Regions from separate parts of the Homo sapiens genome. Here region 1 is linked to region 2. A link is a contact called in ENCODE Hi-C or POLR2A ChIA-PET data. All regions are on one chromosome and are shown on one strand. The core of a region is the stretch at or near the end of the contact, and the rest is flanking DNA. Distances in the headings are between cores, read along the strand shown. Region 1 holds the start of GPR26 (G protein-coupled receptor 26). Region 2 has its middle 93 kb from the start of GPR26.

Region 1 (2,740 bases), core at 54-2,553, 92 kb after region 2:
CAGGGGTCCCCTGTGTCCAGGGTCTCTGTTGCTTGGACCATGCCTGCCAGCTGACACCCTCCCCATTTTCTGAAGAGTTCTGGCACCTTATATCAGGCAGGTCCCTCATAAACTAGAATGTGCTGCCTCACCAGTCTCAGGGCAGAGGGGTGTGTGGCTTCAGGGCTACAGGAGGCAGCTGCTGGAACTTGGAGCAGGACAACAGAGTATCCACCATACTAGGGTTAGCTGTCTAGGCTGGTTGTGGACAGCCTGGCTTGCCCAGGTGGGAGCAGTCAGGGTCAGCAAAGGCATCTCCCAGCTGGAGAGATGCCCAGGGGATGTTACAGAGAGCCTCGGGGTCCCTGCAGCAGGCTTAGGATTCAGCCGAAGCTCTGGCTGTAGGGCGAGGGAAAGAAGGCACTGAGAATCGAGTAACCTCAGTCATGCAGCAGCTGTTCTTGGGACAGACAGGCTGGGACACTCACGTCAAGGTCTGCCAGGATAGCATGCAGGCGGGGACAGGTGGCACTGGGGCGTGAAGGTGTCCAGGCATCCCTTCCTTTTCTCAGAGAGATTTCCTTGACTCAGCCTGTCTTTGACACACACGGGGGGATGGAGGATGTTGGGGGAAGGGAGCCACAGTGAGCCAATCACCCTGCACCGGAGCCTTCGGGGCTGGTTCCCTCCGAGCCTGTAAGTGTGAGTGTGTGTGCGCGAGTGTGTCTGTGTGTGCACCAGTGGGGATTTCTGTGATAGAAGCAGCCAGATTCCAGAGACAGAGAGAAGAGGAGGGGGAAGAACAAGAGAGGGGAGAAAATTGGGGGTGGGAGAGACAGACGGAGAGAACAGCGCGGGGGGCGGGGAGAGGGAGAGAGGTGGAGGGGAGAGCAGAGAGAGAGAGAGCGAGCCAGAGAGCAGAGAGGGAGGAAGAGAGAAAGCAAGAGAGCGGGAGGGTGCGCGGAGCGGAGCGGAGACAGAGCTCGCGGGCATGGGGTGAGAGCGGGAGGAAGCAGAGGCAGAGGCGGAGCAGGGGCGCAGGTGCCTGCAACCCAGGATCCCGGGGCGCTAAAGGCTTCGGGTTCTACCGCACGCTCAGTCGCTGGCTCCAGAGGTGCTGCTGGGGGCCAGGGTTCACTGCCGCGCGCCAGGTGCCTGCCCGTGAGGCGGCGCGGGGCTCCCGGGTGGCTGCGCGCCCAGACGCCTGCCCGGGAGGCCGCCTGAGGCTCCGGGGTGGCCGCGCGCCCTCCTGGGAGCCATGGCGGCTGGGGCCGGTGGTCGCCGGGCGGCGGCGGCGCCGAGGGGCTGAGCCGGCCGCGGGCAGCGCCATGGCGGCGCCGGGTTGCGGACCCTGAGCGCCGGCGCGGGGCGCGCACCATGAACTCGTGGGACGCGGGCCTGGCGGGGCTACTGGTGGGCACGATGGGCGTCTCGCTGCTGTCCAACGCGCTGGTGCTGCTCTGCCTGCTGCACAGCGCGGACATCCGCCGCCAGGCGCCGGCGCTCTTCACCCTGAACCTCACGTGCGGGAACCTGCTGTGCACCGTGGTCAACATGCCGCTCACGCTGGCCGGCGTCGTGGCGCAGCGGCAGCCGGCGGGCGACCGCCTGTGCCGCCTGGCTGCCTTCCTCGACACCTTCCTGGCTGCCAACTCCATGCTCAGCATGGCCGCGCTCAGCATCGACCGCTGGGTGGCCGTGGTCTTCCCGCTGAGCTACCGGGCCAAGATGCGCCTCCGCGACGCGGCGCTCATGGTGGCCTACACGTGGCTGCACGCGCTCACCTTCCCAGCCGCCGCGCTCGCCCTGTCCTGGCTCGGCTTCCACCAGCTGTACGCCTCGTGCACGCTGTGCAGCCGGCGGCCAGACGAGCGCCTGCGCTTCGCCGTCTTCACTGGCGCCTTCCACGCTCTCAGCTTCCTGCTCTCCTTCGTCGTGCTCTGCTGCACGTACCTCAAGGTGCTCAAGGTGGCCCGCTTCCATTGCAAGCGCATCGACGTGATCACCATGCAGACGCTGGTGCTGCTGGTGGACCTGCACCCCAGGTGAGCCGAGCGCAGCTAAGGCTCTGGGAACAGCCGCGCGGGATCTCGGCGGGAGTGGGAGGTCCCTAGCCCCAGGGGCTCTTTTCCACCGAGCCTCTGTTTCTTCTGAGAACTCGAGGGTGGGGAAAGCGGCCCAGCTGTGGGGCTTAAGGAGGTGCTTAGGGTATCAGCAAACCAGGGCCACAAAAAATGCGGGTGAGCCCATCTATACATCGGTTTTTGAAGCATCAGGGTAGAAATCACAGACAGTCAGAACTCTGTTGGGCTTCTTCATGCACATTTTCTGTGTTTGTAGCTTTCACTTTAAATGGCACATGGGAAGTCCGTGGTCTTTGTTCCCTATTAAAGACCTTCAAAGTGTTTGATTCTGGCCGAGAGGGCGGCCTCGATGCTTAGGGAGCTCCTTAAGAGCTTTTCAGACCCAAGTGTGTCGCTTCTCTGAGTCTTTCCCTTCTCGGGTGTGTGGCGCTGCCTCTGTCTCACGACTGTGTGTGTGTGTGTGTGTGTGTGTGTGTGTGTGTGTGTGAATTCTGATGGACTCGGGCTGCGTCCTTCTCTGTGGTGGGCCCTGAGGGGTGGGGTGGGGGGCTCTTCCTGCCCTCCCCAGAGAGCACTGTCCAATGTCTGCCTGACTTGGTGCCTAGAGGCTCCTGCAGAAGGAGTGTGCCCCAAGGCTCCTGGGGCTGAATCTGCCCCCACCTCCGTCGTCACGCTGG
Region 2 (3,066 bases), core at 331-2,830:
CCTAAGTACCTCTCAGGAGCCACTTTGCCAAACGCATCAAAAGTAGAGATGTTGATGAAACCAGTGTGATATGAGCCTTGGTGACAGTCGCTCTGCCTCCTGATCAGAGGAGGGCTGTGCTGTCTTGGCAGAGTTGGAACCCTCAAAAGTAAGGTCAAAACTTCATTGGAGACGACATCTGGAGAGGAGAGGAGAGGAAGAGGAGGAGGAGGACGAGGAGGAAGGAGAGGGGAGAGAGGAGGAGGAGAAGAGAGGAGAGGAGAGAAGGAGGAGACAGGAGAGGAGGAGGAGAGAGGGGAGAGGAGAGGAGAGAGGGGAGAGGAAGGGAGAGGAGAGGGGAGAGGAGAGGAGAGGAGAGGAGAGAGGGGAGAGGAGAGGAGAGAGGGGAGAGGAGAGGAGAGAGGGGAGAGGAGGGGGGAGAGGAGAGAAGAGAGGAGGAGGAGAGGGGAGGGGAGGAGGAGGAGAGGGGAGGAGGAGGAGAGGGGAGGAGGAGGAGAGGGGAGAGAAGGGGAAGGGAGGGGAGGGGATGGTAGAGGAGAGGAGAGGGAGGAGGTACTGCTCAGGAGGCAGGAGGAATGGGCTCATTTGGGCCCAGAGAAGTGCCCCTGGCTTGAATACATTGTTCCAAGCAGGCCCTGACTGTGCCTTCACCAGTACTGAACACCAGGTCCAGCTTTTCACCTGGGCCATCTCATCAGTGACCAACCCACAAGAAAATCATTATTGCTTCCACTTTACAGAGAAGGCAGCTGAGGCCCAGAGGGATTTAAACAGGGCCTGACCAAGGAAGGCCTGCAGCGGGAGGTAAGGAGGCAGGACCCACTGGCGAGAAGGTGTTTTTCCCCCTTGACGTTTCTGTCCTGTCCGTGGGAAGCTGGGGGATTCTGCCCATGCTTCACCTCCCAGGGAGGCAGACATGTTGAGAAACACTGGCAGCTTCTCCCAGCACCTGCCTGATGCTTGTCCCTGTCACAGGAGGAGGGTTGCTAAGCTGTTTGGTCGGCGTCCACAGCATTTGCTGGAGGGCATGGTGACTGTGTTTCAAAGGTGGATGCCCATGTTCTAGCCCCGCTCTGTGCTTCCTCCACCAGGGGGCAGCCGCTCTCCTGCTCCCATCCAGGAGGCACACCCTACCTGCTAATCCAGCGCCTCCCAAACTTCCCCAGGATCTTGTTAACAGGCAGCTTCTGACTCAGCTGTGCTGGGGCGCCCGGGGCTGGGCTAGTCTGTCTCCCAGCTGATGCTGGTCAGAGGACCACATTTTGAGGAGCAAAGCAATGGGTTACAATCTTAGCTCAACACCTGGGGAAACCATCACCTGGGGATTATTTTAAAAATACTGGTTTCCAAACCCCACTGAGAAATATTAAATTACAGTCAGTTTAGAGGCAGAACCCAGGAAATGAATGATTTTTGATGCTCTTCAGGAGAGTCTAACATGCAACTAAAGTTGAGAACTACTGTTCTAGAAGCAGGCTTGCCTCTCTCTGCCCACCTGTGACCAGGCAGGTAGTGGGCTGATCTAGGTAAGTGTGCCCAGATTTTGCCTGACAGATCCAGCCTCTGCCTCCTCTTCTCCCAGGGCACGCCGGAGACTCCACATTCCAAAAATATGAGTTGCCCTTGACTGGAAGCTTTTCTCTTCAATGGAGCTTTTTTACCCAAGGTTCACATTGGAGGTTCTGGGCATCTGGCCAGACAAAACAGCCCTATACTTCCCACCTGGCCATTTTTCTTTCTGTGTTGGCTCCATCATCCAGAGCCCTGCCAGATGGAGGAGTACCAACATCTCAGACTTCTGAAAGACTAGAACCCCAAGTCTGTGTGCTCTCTGAACCTCTCAGCTTCCCAAAGAGGGAAGATGGGCCTCTCTCTCTCTGCTGCAGGTAGGGAAGAACCACGAGATGGAGAAGCGGCAGCCCGATCACCCCCAAACCTCGTCAGCATCCCCACCTGGCCCCAACCTGCCAGCCTTCACCAGGCTCTTAACAAGAGGCCAGTTCTCAGCCAGCCTCTCTCCTGTCCTTGAGCGGCAAGTGGGCAGCTGAGCAGAATTGTAGAAGGTAGGACCTGCTGAGCCAGGGCCACTGGCTTGGCCCTCCCCTCTCCCCAGGTCTGAGCAGGAGGTCATCAGACCCCAGGGGGCATCGTTCATGTCTCAAAGGTGTTGAGGGAAAATTCTCTCCTGGGGTGTGGGCTAGACCTAGTGACTCACTCATGACAAATCAAGTATGGAGAGGGAAAGAAAGTAAATTGCATGATGGTGGAAACTGGCAGGTGTCACCTCAACTGAGTGACCAAAGTTCTCATCACTTCCAGTCAGTCATGTTGGCATCATGTGCAGCTTGACATGGTGCAAAGGGAAGCGTTTCCATCTTTGTTTTATTCTTCTCCCAAATCCAAAACAACACTCTCTTAATGAGAAAACATCAGACAAACCCAAGCTGAAGGACAGTCTACCAAAAACCAGACACATACTCTTCAAAACTCTCAATGTTAGGAAAAACAAGGAAAGGTTGAAAAGCTCTAACAGATTGGCAGATATGAAGGAGATATGATGACCATCATATCCTAGATTGGATCCTGGAACAGAAAAGGACATCAGTGGAAACATTGGGGAAACCCAATCAAGTTGTAGCTGAGTTACTACTAGTGCTGATGTTAATTTCTTAGTTTTAATTATTGTACTATAGAAGATGATAACGTGCGGGGAAGCTGGGTAAGGGGTATACTGGACCTCTCTGTACTATCTTTGCAACTCTTCTGTGAATCTAAATTCTTTTTCAAAATTAAAAGTTTCTTTAAAAGTATTAGGGGAAAATAAACGAAGCAAGGAATGGTCCCACTCTCTCTTTCAAACAGTGTGATCTACGAGGTAGAATCATGAAAGGAGAAAAGCTGGGCTGCTGGCTGGAGGTGAATTTATTGCCAGAAAATAGCTCTGCTGTGCTCTCTCTGCTGTGATTTACAGCCAAGGATCTGGGCCCCACATCGATCCTTGCTCTGAGCCCCCAATGCAGGCGCGGGGTCCTCTGGGCAAAATCGATGCATGGAGGTGACACTGTG

Evidence for each region. A loop is a pair of places that touch in the nucleus more often than their neighbours do. ChIA-PET counts read pairs that join two places held with the same protein, here RNA polymerase II (POLR2A). Pooled maps may share reads with other maps.
Region 1: a map of endodermal cell shows a loop between it and region 2 (2.9-fold over the local background). The contact joins the promoter of GPR26 here to the enhancer-like site in region 2. A Hi-C loop is called at or near these places in 2 of 168 maps with a recorded cell type or tissue (HCT116 and endodermal cell), 2 of 37 single-sample maps with no recorded cell type and 4 of 50 pooled maps. POLR2A ChIA-PET finds 5 or more read pairs at or near these places in 2 of 52 experiments (GM10248 and WTC11).

What each region holds. Positions count from the first base shown.
Region 1 is chr10:123,665,052-123,667,791 of GRCh38, forward strand. GPR26 (G protein-coupled receptor 26) reads left to right here and starts at 1,304. Exons shown (of 3, transcript NM_153442.4): 1 at 1,304-2,024. The coding sequence starts at 1,357. RefSeq lists enhancers at 512-1,049, 1,050-1,588, 1,589-2,126.
Region 2 is chr10:123,572,316-123,575,381 of GRCh38, forward strand. No RefSeq gene overlaps it. Among named protein-coding and RNA genes, the nearest start is that of GPR26, 93 kb to the right of the region's middle. Within about 2 kb of position 1,581, at least 2 of the 41 ENCODE cell types and tissues checked have a DNase peak (open chromatin) inside an H3K27ac peak, as active enhancers do; they include HCT116, where a contact is called at or near this core.